2 separate regions of the Homo sapiens genome follow, and region 1 is linked to region 2. Evidence: chromatin loops called from intact Hi-C (ENCODE). Cell type or tissue: tibial artery. All regions are shown on one strand. Links, peaks and the distances in the headings refer to the core of each region. The heading gives the core; the rest is flanking DNA. Region 1 has its middle 6.1 kb from the start of MIR6127. Region 2 overlaps EPHA8 (EPH receptor A8).

Region 1 (8,735 bases), core at 3,664-6,163, 62 kb before region 2:
GTCAAATAAATAACCAAAAAATAATTTTTAAATGACTTGAATTCTTTATGGCAGTCACATCCCATTCAAGGGTTGTGTTGCAAAATCGGCATACGAGGCAAACATTGTAAATGGTGAGTATCACCATTGTAAATGGTGGAAAAATTCTTCAAACAGCGCCACGTGAAAGACTGTATTACCGTTTCACAATAGTCTTTTGCTGTCAGTTTTGGCTCCAATAGTAGAACAGATTTCTTTTTCTTCAGTTGAGTACCAGTTGGTTAAGGTTAACCAATTCCCCCACCACTCACACACAAAGGAATTGAATCTTTGGAGACTGGAGCCACCCTTGGAGGTGAGGTGTTTAGATCATGAGGGGTTCACAGGAGCGGAGGCAGACTTGGGGACAGCAGAACTCTCCCAGCCACGGTCCCTCCAGAAATAGGCTCTTAGAAGACAGTATCCCCTGGCTGGGAGCAGTGGCTCACGCCTGTAATCCCAGCACTTTGGGAGGTCGAGGAGGGTGGATCAACTGAGGCCGGGAGTTTGAGTCCAGCCTGACAAACATGGATAAACTCTGTCTCTACTAAAAGTATAAAATTAGTTGGCCTAGTGGCACATGCCTGTAATCCCTGCTACTCGGGAGGCTGAGGCAGGAGAATTGCTTGAACCCAGGAGGTGGAGGTTGCAGTGAACCAAGATCAGGCCATTGCACTTCAGCTTGGGCGACAAGAGTGAAACTCCGTCTCAAAAAAAAAAAAAACCAATATCCCCTGCCTTACTTAAATTGTGATTCTCTCTCTGAGTCCTATTAGGCGAAGTGGAGATAGGCAAGTGTGTATATAATGCGACTCTAAGGTGCTTGTATATTTCTTTTAAAAAAAATGAGGCATAATTTGCACAGAGTAAAATGTGCACATCTCAAGCACACTGCTCAGTAGCTTACACCTGCACGCACAGGCCCTCTACCACCACTCAGATCAGAGTGCAGAGTATCCATCTCCCCAGCGAGGCGGCCGTGACCCTCCAAGTCAACAGTGCTCCCCTCCACCCGCAAAGTAACCGGTGTTCTGCTCTCCCTCACCATTGGTGCCTTCTGCCTGTTCTTGAACTTCATGTCAATGGAATCATGCGGCCTGTGCTCTTTTGTGTCTGGCTTCTTTTGAAGAGCATGCCGGTGAGATGCATCTGTGTTACGTGTGTCAGTTTGCGTGGTATTGCTGAGTGCTATTCCATCGTATGCATATGCAGTATCACACTTTGTTTGTCCCTTCTGTTGGTACAGAGTTTGGGCTATGATGAATAAAGCTGCTAAGAACATTCTGGTGCAAGTCCTCTGCCCCACCCAGCCCTGTGAACAGATACACTCAATTCTCTGCTGTACATTTGAACACCAGGAAGGAGGCATAGAGTTGACACCAGTGCTCTTTGCTCTTTTCCATCCACTCCTCCAGACCTCTGTCTTCAACTTCCTGTCTCCAGCAAAAAAAAAAATCTCCCGGCCCCTCTGCCCAGAGCCACTGTTCCTCCTTCTCCCTGACTCTCCTGCTCTCTGTTCTTTATTATGGAGATTGTCTTAGTCTCGCCTTTCTTGCAAAACCCTCCTTCTGGGCCTTTTGGGGTCTATCCTTCCATTCTTTGTCCCCACCACCCAATAAGATCAGGGTTTTGTTAGCAAGTGGTTGGGGGAGGCATTTGGAATTGGGGAGGGAGCTGTTGTGTGAGAGAACTGCCATGTGTTGTCTGTGCACACTCTTTATTCTTTACTTTTCTTGGCAGATAAAAGCACTTCTTGGGATTATTTTATGAAACGCAGAGGGGATTGTAAACAACAGATCATTTGTTGCGGAGATGGAGGCAGCATGTGTTCAAATTCAGTGTGTGTCTCTCTTTGGCTGTGTGATCTTGCACGAGTAACCTCCTGTGTCTGGGGCTCTAGCACCTCACCTATAAACTGGGAATGATGACCTCAAACTATGCCAGGCTTCCAGACAGTAGTGCGGCTGGTCTCTGGCACACAGTAGGCTCTTAGCACAATGTTTTACCTCCTCCTACTCTCACCTGGCACTCAGAGGGCCGGTGCATGAAAGAAAATTTGGAAAAAAAAAAAAAAAAAAAAAAAGAAGACAGAAAAGATTTATTGGCAGGGGAGAGTGAAGAAAAATAGGAAGAAATAAAGCCCCCCAGCTGGAAGCCAACACCCTGAATGCCTGTGAGGGAGGCAGCCCAGCCCGGAGGGGAACTGGGTGGAGCTGCTCTGGAGACATTCCCCACAGGCAAATATAGCCGGAAGCCACCAGGCAGGTAAGATGTAAAAAGATTAAGAGGACTAAGAGTTTGGAAAACAAACAGATCGGGCTGTGGGAGCCAACAAGGAGGTATTACCTCCACCTTGAGAGGGCTGGGCCTGACGTCCAGGTTGCTGGGAGATGCTAGCTTCCAAGGAGCTCACATAGGCATGAGGGTCACAAGAGAGTGGCCAGGGAGAGCCTGGAGTGCAAATGATCTCCCTCATCTGCCCATCACAGGACCTGAAATTCCTCCTGTAGTCATTCTTTCCACAGGGTAAGCCTTGTCCTCTCTGGGGTGTTTTGAGGTTGATGCTTCACCGTGGTATGTTTGCAAGATGCTAATAGGCTCTTCCTTGTGAGCCCTACTGAATGCTGGACTTCCTACTGGGTGCTTAATACACGACCTCACTTCATCATCAGAATCCCCGGGGAGGTGGCATGGTGACAGTCCCTTTTACAGATGAGGTAACTGAGGTTCAGAGAGGGTAAGTGACTCACACAAGGTCACACAGCCGGTAAATTGAATAGTTATTTATTTATTTATTTATTTATATTTGGGCACGGAGTCTCTCTCTGTGGCCCAGGCTGGAGTGCAGTGGCGTGGTCTCGGCTCACTGCAACCTCTGCCTTCTGGGATCAAGTGATTCTGGTGCTTCAGCCTCCCAAGCAGCTGGGATTACAGGCTTACACCACGACACCTGGCTATTTTTTTTTTTTTAGATGAAGTCTTGCTCTGTCACCAGACTGGAGTGCAGTGGCACGATCTCAGCTCATTGCAAGCTCTGCCTCCCAGGTTTAAGCAATTCTTTTACCTCAGCCTCCCGAGTAGCTGGGACTACAGGTGCGCGCCACCATGCCAGGCTAATTTTTGTTTTTTTCAGTAGGGACAGGGTTTCACCACGTTGGCCAGGATGGTCTCCATCTCTTGATCTCTTGATCCGCCCGCCTTGGCCTCCCAAAGAGCTGGAATTACAGGCGTGAGCCATCGCGCCTGGCCTGGAATAGTTATTTCTACCACATTGGGTTACCTTCCTGAGAGTGTGCCGTTGGCATCCGTCCTGCAGATTGGGGTCTGAAACAGCAACCCTGAAAGGGGTGGGGAGGAGTACAGAGGAGATGAACGTGTTGAGTATGGGGACTCCGAGGGCGAGATCTGCCAGCTTCACACATTTACTTCCCTCGTGCCAGGCATTTAACATCATCTCACGTAATCGACATGAGATCCTTACAGGGTGGTATTTTGGTTCATTTCCAAAGATGAAAAACTGAGGCTCAGAGAGGTGCAATGACTTGCGCATGGGTCTAGGTTTGCCAGATTTAACAAATGAGAATTCAGGATGCACATTTCAATTTGTGTTTCAGATAAACAATAGTATGCATGGGATATACTTACGCTAAAACAATGATTCAGCCTGCATTTTATCTGGCAACCTCCGTAGGTCACACAGGCTATAAGTATAAGTGGCTATTACCCCCGCTCCCTGTGGCTCTCTGGCAAGAGCCATCTAGGGAGGGGTGAGGGTGCGAGGGTGTTCCTGTATGCATCCCAAGGGGATGTGAGCCTCACCCACCCACCTAGGGGCCAAGATTACTGCTCCCATGGGCTGGCCAGAACCTCAGCCCAGTTCCCCCCCAATGGCTCCCACATCATCACCATGGAAGGCTGCCTTCTGGGGTGTCTCTAACTGCCCCAGACTTTTTATCAGCAGAGGCCACTGTGGGCTGGAGGCAGGGGACTTGGTTTCCATTCCTTGGACAAATCACCCCCCTGGGCTTCAGCCTCTCTGCTGTAAATAGGAGGGAGCTGCACCGAAGCCGTGGGTCCCTGGAGCAGAGTCACCTGGGGGAGCTGGGGAAGAACACCGCTGCCAAGCTGCATGCTCTCTACAACCTCAGAGGCTCGGGGTGGGGCCTCTGTATTTAAACAGGTGCCCTGAGTGAGCTGAGGCTGGCAGCCCAGCCCCTTTCTGGGGCTTTGACAGTGACCAAGTGTCTTTCCAACCTTGGCACGTTAGCTGGGCCTGCCCTGGACCTTTGGACATGACCTTTTGGTATCTGACAAGTGGGGAGAGGCACTGGAGGGTTTAGAAATGACTTAATGAGGGAGAGGCAGAGCGCAGGGGGTTGCGGAGGGGAGAGAAATGCCTTCATGGAGGGGGCAAAGCCAGAAGGCCACATTAGTTGGGTGGGGGTAGGAGGGAGGGAAGGTCCCTAAATCTCCCCAGAGGCTGAGACCATTTCCAATCTTGGAATTCAGGCGTATTTCTTACATCTAAGTAGAGATGTATGTTTTCCAAGGCCCCTGCCTGGCTCCTGAGAGTCCCTGTTTAGGGGCTGGTGAGGTTACTGCCATCATTCTTAATGAACTGATGGGGGATGCAGAGGGCTGAGTCACCTGTGTCACACAGAGGAGAGGTCCAGTCTCCAGCCCACAAGCCCTGCCCTAGGATGGTCCTGGAAGGGGTCCCGTCCCAGCCTTCTCCCAGAGTGCTGGGTCTGCGGGGTGCTGCCTTTTTCATTGTGAGGCTCTGAGCCTCTGTCTGCCCTGCGGCGGCTCACTGTGGGCCTTTGTCCAACGGTCCCCTAACCCCAGCTCTAATCAACCCTTCTCCTTTCCCTGGAGCCCAGGGCATGGCCAGGGTCACATGGTGCGCAGGTCCTGTGCTGGGATTTGAGCGCAGGTCGTGTTATGCAGGAGCTCGCCCTCATTTTTTTTTACCCGTGGAGCCGCTCGGGAATTTGGGCTAATGACAGCTGCCACTGCCCTGTCCGCACCCCCCTCTCCCAGCCCTCTGCTGATTACAAATAAACACCCGGTCTATGCAGGAGAGTAATTAACTCTCCAACGTGGGGAGGACTAATCAGCCTGGAGTTTGCTGCAGGTGGGAAAAAGCGAAGGCGTTTCCTAAGTAGTATGCAAATGAGCCTATAGTATGCAAATGAACCCCTCCTGCTCCTGCAAAAAGCTGTCAGAGTAGGAAGCGCTGCTGCTTCCAGGGACAGGCTCTGGGAATATGGCCCGGCTGCAGGGGCTTGGGCCTTTAGGTTTAGGGGGGTTGGGAGGTCAGAATAGGAGTAGGGGTGGGGCTCACCTTGAGGGTCTCCAGCACACCTGCAGCCCTTCCATGGGACACTGTGGGGATGGCAGAGGGAAAAATAGGTATGGGGCTCAGAGAAGTGGCTCTGAATCTGAATACCACTGTCCTCACCTGGGTGACCTTGGTCTTTGTCACCGTGCTCTTGCTCTGCTGCAGAGGTCATGGAGTCCTTGCACTGCCGTGGGTGGAGCCACGGCATTCAAGTGGCCTGGCTTGCTGAGGTTCTGCATGAGGGACAACTGCTCTGGAGAGACACCCAGACCCACGACAGGCTTTGCAGGAGTGGAGAGTAAGGCTTTGTGGTGTTAAGCCCCTGTGATACAGTTGTTACTGCAGCATAACCGAGCTTCTCTTGACGGATACAGCAGAGGATGAACCCACTAGAGAATGATTATTACATGAACATTGTTGTCCTCATAGTCTTCATCACCCTCCCCTCCTCCCTTTACCTTGTCAGGGCTGTCGTTGTCTCTGACAACATCCTCATAGAACCCTTCTAGCAACACCATCCCTAACGGGTCCCAGTGGAGCTGTCCGGGGTCCTGTCCTCAGCCTGAGCACTCCAACGTTGCCCAGACTTTCATCGGTTCTGTGCCATTGGGCTGGGCACCCAGGAATCTAAAATGAAAAACATCCAGATGTACCTTTGGAGAGCTTGCATGCTGCTGCAGAGGCAGACATAGGAATAACTCCAGGACTGAGCAGGCCATGGGGCCCCAGAGACACCCAGAAACAAGCAGTGGGTAAGACAAGAGTCACCCCAGTGCAGCAATCTTGGGAGACTTCTCAGAGGAGGAGGCAGGAGGTGGCAGCAGTGACTCACCTTGTTGCTCATAGGCTCCTCTCACAATTCAGGTCTGAGTCCCAACTCCTCTTCTTCCCACTGTGTAGCCTTGGGGCGCACAGTGGAATCTTCCTTCCTAAAGCCTTAGTTTTCGCATCTGTGAAATAGGACAGTAAAAGTACATCTTCATGGGATATTGCAATGACTGAGTGGATTAGTATGTGTGAGGTGCTTTACTCAGTGCCTGGCATGCAGTAACGTGCAGTAAACAGTTGTTCTTATGACCTTGTTTGGCCTTTGCAACAACCCTGTGAGAGAATAGAAATAACTAGCGTTATCACTGTTGCACAGATGAGAAAACTGAGGCTCAGAAAGGGCAAGTGACTGGCCTAAAACCACACAGTTAAGAGCTGGCTGAGCGTGGACTGGAAGCCGGGCCTGTCTGGCTCTGAGCCTACGTTCACTGTGCTGCTTGGGGTTAGCATTTGTGCCCTCAGACCTTGGATCTCACCTGCTTATTCTAGCCTGGCCGTATCTCCCACTCTTTCCATGTCTCGAACCCCCAGCCTGACCCTTTGAGACCCCACTATTTTTTTATTGTGATAAAATATACATACCATAAAATTTACCATTTTAACCATTTTAAGGGTGCATTTCAGTGGCATGAAGAACATTCATGCGACCATTGGTATGCAGCAATGCTCTTTGTCACCGTGCAAGAACATTGTTATGCGACCATCACCACCGTCCATCTCCAGAACTGTTACCATTTCATACTGAAACTCTATACCCATTAAACCATAAGCCCCAACCACCCTGACAGCCACCATCTCATTCTGTGCCTCTGTGAATTTGACTATTCTAGGCACTTTGTTTTTCTTTGACCTTGTGCAGTGGCACGATCTCGGCTCACTGCAACCTCCACCTCCCAAGTTCAAGCGATTCTCCTGCCTCAGTCTCAGTAGCTGGGATTACAGGCGCAAGCCACCACACACAGCTAATTTTTTATATTTTTGGTAGAGACGGTGTTTCACCATGTTGGCCAGCCTGGTCTCGAACTCCCGACCTCAAGTGATCCGCCCGCCTCGGCCTCCCAAAGTGTTGGGATTACAGACGTGAGCCACTGTGCCTGACGGTACTTTGTGTAAGTGAAATTATGCATCCTTTTGTGACTGGCTTTTTTCACTTAGGATAACGCCCTCAAGGCTCATCCGTATTATAGCATAGATCAGAATATCATTCCTTTATAAAGCTGACTAATATTTCATTGTATGGACAGACCGTGTTTTATTTATCCATCCATCCAGTGATGGACAGTTGGGTTATTGCCACATTTGGCCATTGTGAATAATGCTGCAATGAACACAGGTGTACAAAGTCACCACCTTCCTGAGACCTCCATGGGCGCCACTCCCCAAGAGCTTTGCCAGGATCCACAGGTCCCAAACTGCCCATGATCCAGGAACCAGGGCCCACCCAGCCCATCACCCACTGGCCGCCTTGCTTCCCCCTGAGCTCTGTGCCTTTGCTTTCCCTGCCTGGTGTGTCTTTCCCCAGCATCTCCATCATCCAAAGCCACTCGCTCATCAAGACTCATCTTGAATGTCCCCCGCCCACACCCATAGCCTTCTCTACTTTCCTTGTACTGTGTCCTACCTCTAGCCCCCACCCTCTGTCTGTCCCTCACTTAGGTCTCTGATTATTATTATTATTATTATTATTAGTAGTAGTAGTAGTAGTAGTAGTAGTAGTAGTAGTAGTAGTAGAGACGGGGTTTTACCATGTTGGCCAGGCTGGTCTCGAACTCCTGACCTCAGGTGATCTGCCTGCTTCTGCCTCCCAAAGTGCTGGGATTACAGGCATGAACCACCGCACTCGGCCTCTGTCTCTGATTATTTTAAACCTTAGACTAGTGTTACCTGTGACTGCCCCCTCTTCCAGAATAGGGAATTTCCTTCAGAATCTTGTTGAGAGGACTAGGCACGGTGGCTCACGTCTGTAATCTCAGCATTTTGGGAGGCTGTGGCTGCAGGACCCCTTGAGGCCAGGAGTTTGAGACCAGCATGGGTAACACAGCAAGACCCCCGTCTCTTAAATAAGAATTAGCTTGTCCAGGCATGGTGGCTCACGCTTGTAATCTCAGCACTTTGGGAGACTGAGGCAGGCGGATCATGAGGTCAGGAGTTTGAGACCAGCCTGGCCAACATGGTGAAACCCCATCTCCACTAAAAATACAAAATTAGCTGGGTGTGGTGGTGCATACCTGTAATCCCAGCTACTCGGGAGGCTGAGGCAGGAGAATCACTTGAACCCAGATGGTGGAGGTGCAATGAGCTGGGATTGCACCACTGTACTCCAGCCTGGGCAAAAAGAGCAAAACTCCGTCTCAAAAATAATAATAATAAGAACAAGAATTAGCTGGGCATGGTGATGCATGCCTGTAGTACTAGCTACTCAGGAGGCTGAAGTGGGAGGATTGCTTGAGGTCAGGAGTTTGAGGTTACAATGAGCTATGATCACTACTGTACTCCAGCCTGGGCAACAGAGTGAGACCCTGTCACTGAAAAAAAAATATTGCTGAGA
Region 2 (2,500 bases), core at 1-2,500:
GACGCAGCGCATGATGGTGAGGCTGGAGAATTCGGGGTGGCCAGGGGACGTCAGCCAGGATTCTGAATGCCTTGGAGATCACCTCAAAGTGGAGGATAAGCCACACCAGAGAGCAATAAGCAGCCTTGGGCCTGGCAGGGGTCCGGGGGGCGTCTCTGCAGGTGCAGGGCCCTTCCTGGGCCCACGGGTGCCCCAGCAAAAGCTCTGAGAGTGGCCTGTTGTAGGGGACTGTTGAGTGGACTGTTGTTTGGCCAGGCTAAGGTCCTGTTACCTTTGCTAGACCCAGCTGGGAGCACAGGCCCCTCCCTGAGTTCCAACAGTCCCCTCAGCTGGCTCTGGTTGCTCTAGACCAGCCCAGGGACAGTGCTGGGGAGGACTCCCAGATGCGCCACATGGAACTCAGGTCCCAGGTCTCCACCCCATGGCTGTCTGACTCGTGTGGGTAACCTGTGCCTGGCTGTGGGTACCCTGCTGCATTGATCGGAGAGGGCGTGGACTCTCGCCCTTGGGCTATGCCTCCCTTCACCATGGACACAGACTTCCCCACCTGCCTCTCTCTCTAGACCTTGCCTCTTCCTCAGCTGCTGGCCCCCACCCACTGCACAGGTCCCCTCCCCAGACCCATGCTTTGTCCTCAGCACATGAGCCTGGTCCAAGCCCCCTCTTCGAGGGGCTCTGGGGCTACCAGCCTGTGATTCCAGAGGGTGCTGGCTCCTTCCCAGAGAAGAGAGTTGAGGCAGGGGGTTGGGGGTGCACCACCTGACTCCCAGCGCCTCGATGGAGGGGCCTCAGAGCCTGCTGGGCAAACGAACTGTCCCCTTCCCTCCACCCACCCTCAGAAAGCCGTCTTCTCGGGTGCAGCTCCCAGGGCCCCAAGGCCTCTTAGATTCCAATCTTGCCCCCTTTCCTACTCCCCAGCACCCCCCAACCCCAGACCTCTCCTGGTGCCCCGGGAACCTGTGCCTTGTTACACCCACCCGGCCCTGCTCTGCCGGCATCTCACTTCTCGGCCACCCTGCCGTGCCTCTCCTCCATGCTGGGCCCTGGGCTCATGGGAGACTATGATTTTATCTGTGTCTGTGTGTGTTTGTTGGTGCACATGCATTTCCGTGGGCATGGATGCAAACGACGGGCTCCTTACATATGTGGTGTGATGTATATATGTAGACACAGAGTTGCGTATTTTCATGTGCATGCATCTGTACGTGCATGTACATGTGTGTTTGTGCTCATGCATACTGGCTTCATTTCTGTGTGTGTGGCTGTGGATGTTATGTGGGGTGGGGAGACTGACCGCACATGTCAGTCTCTACAGGCCTGGGTCACAAGTGTGAATCCCAAGTAGCCTGTGTGTGTGCTTGTGTGTAGGGTGGGCCCTCGGTGAGCTGTGTGTGAAGGGCAGATGTGTGATCTGTCTGGGCGTGGAAGAGCAGCACCAGCTCCGGAGTTCGCTTACACCTGGAAGTTCATCTTGGCAGGGTGAGGACCCAGCTCTGGTCCCTGGACATCAGCCCTGGGAGCCTGCACAGAGACGCTCTGGCTTCCTTGGGGCAGAGCTGTGGGAACAGAGGAGGGTCAGGGCAGGGGTTGGGGTGTGGGGAGTGGGACCCAGGGAAACCTCCTGAGCTGGATGGAGCTGGGGTCTCCAGGGAGCTAACGGGTGTGTGGGTGGCAGGCTTAGGTGCTCCCTCTCAGCTCTTCTTGTGCCCCCACCACCAGAAGTCATTTCCCAGACCTTTTTGGTCCCAACGACTCAGTGCACCTCCCCACCCCAATCCTTCCTCCCACACAGGGCCCCAGAGTGACCCTGCCATCCCAGCCTTCTCTGACAAGACTTTGCTCTCCGGGGCCTGCCTGCCTCAATCTCTCTGTGGCCTCCCCATCCCCCAGCCCTCTCCTCCCCAAGCCGCTCCCGCTGCCCACGAAGCTGCCTCTCCTCCAGCTGGAACTCCCCTGCCCTCCCTTCTTCTCCCCAGCCCGTCGCCAGACTGTGGCCCTCGGGCCCTGACCCCTCTCCCAGACTCTCATTCCGCACCCCTCCTTCCTGCCTCCCCTCAAAGCCAGTCCTGCTCTCCGGGGTCCCGTTTCTCAGCGCCTGGCTCCTATCTCTCAATGCTGTCCCCACCCCCTTTGCCTTCTGCCCTCTGAACCTCCTCCCCCATTCTCCTGTCCCTCCAACCCCAGTGCCTACCCCCCTGTCCTCTGTCCCCAACCCTGTTCCTTGCCCTACCTCACTGTACCCTCTCCTCCTTACCTCTTCTCTTGTCTTCTGTCCAGTCCTGTCCCCTTGTCCCCGGCGTCCGACCCTCAGTATTCTGTCCCCAGCTGCACATCCCTCAGTCCTGTCTCCTGTCCTTTCCCACTGTCCCCCAGTCCCCGGTACCTGTCCGTCTTCCTCAAGCTCGCGGGTTCCCATCTCCACCGCTCTGTCCCTTAATCCCGGGTCTCTTCCGCGGTGCCACCCCGCCCCCCGGGCCGAGGGATCCCGGCCGCCTTGGAG

Evidence for each region. Hi-C counts contacts between places; a loop is a spot of excess contacts. Peaks named below come from ENCODE experiments on the same cell type or tissue, not always from the same donor. Only the 100,000 strongest peaks of a DNase experiment are listed, where the experiment ranks them.
Region 1: it touches region 2 in a loop (8-fold over the local background); 2 of 110 quality-filtered maps call a loop at or near these places.

Annotation. Positions count from the first base shown.
Region 1 is chr1:22,622,879-22,631,613 of GRCh38, reverse strand. No RefSeq gene overlaps it. Among named protein-coding and RNA genes, the nearest start is that of MIR6127, 6.1 kb to the left of the region's middle. In tibial artery, for the core only: no CTCF peak of the experiment used is centred there; no DNase peak of the experiment used is centred there; H3K27me3 peaks cover 2,373 bases.
Region 2 is chr1:22,563,826-22,566,325 of GRCh38, reverse strand. The region is part of intron 1 of EPHA8 (EPH receptor A8); the gene reads right to left. Among named protein-coding and RNA genes, the nearest start is that of EPHA8, 1.6 kb to the right of the region's middle. RefSeq lists an enhancer at 1,799-2,299. In tibial artery, for the core only: no CTCF peak of the experiment used is centred there; no DNase peak of the experiment used is centred there; H3K27me3 peaks cover 2,500 bases.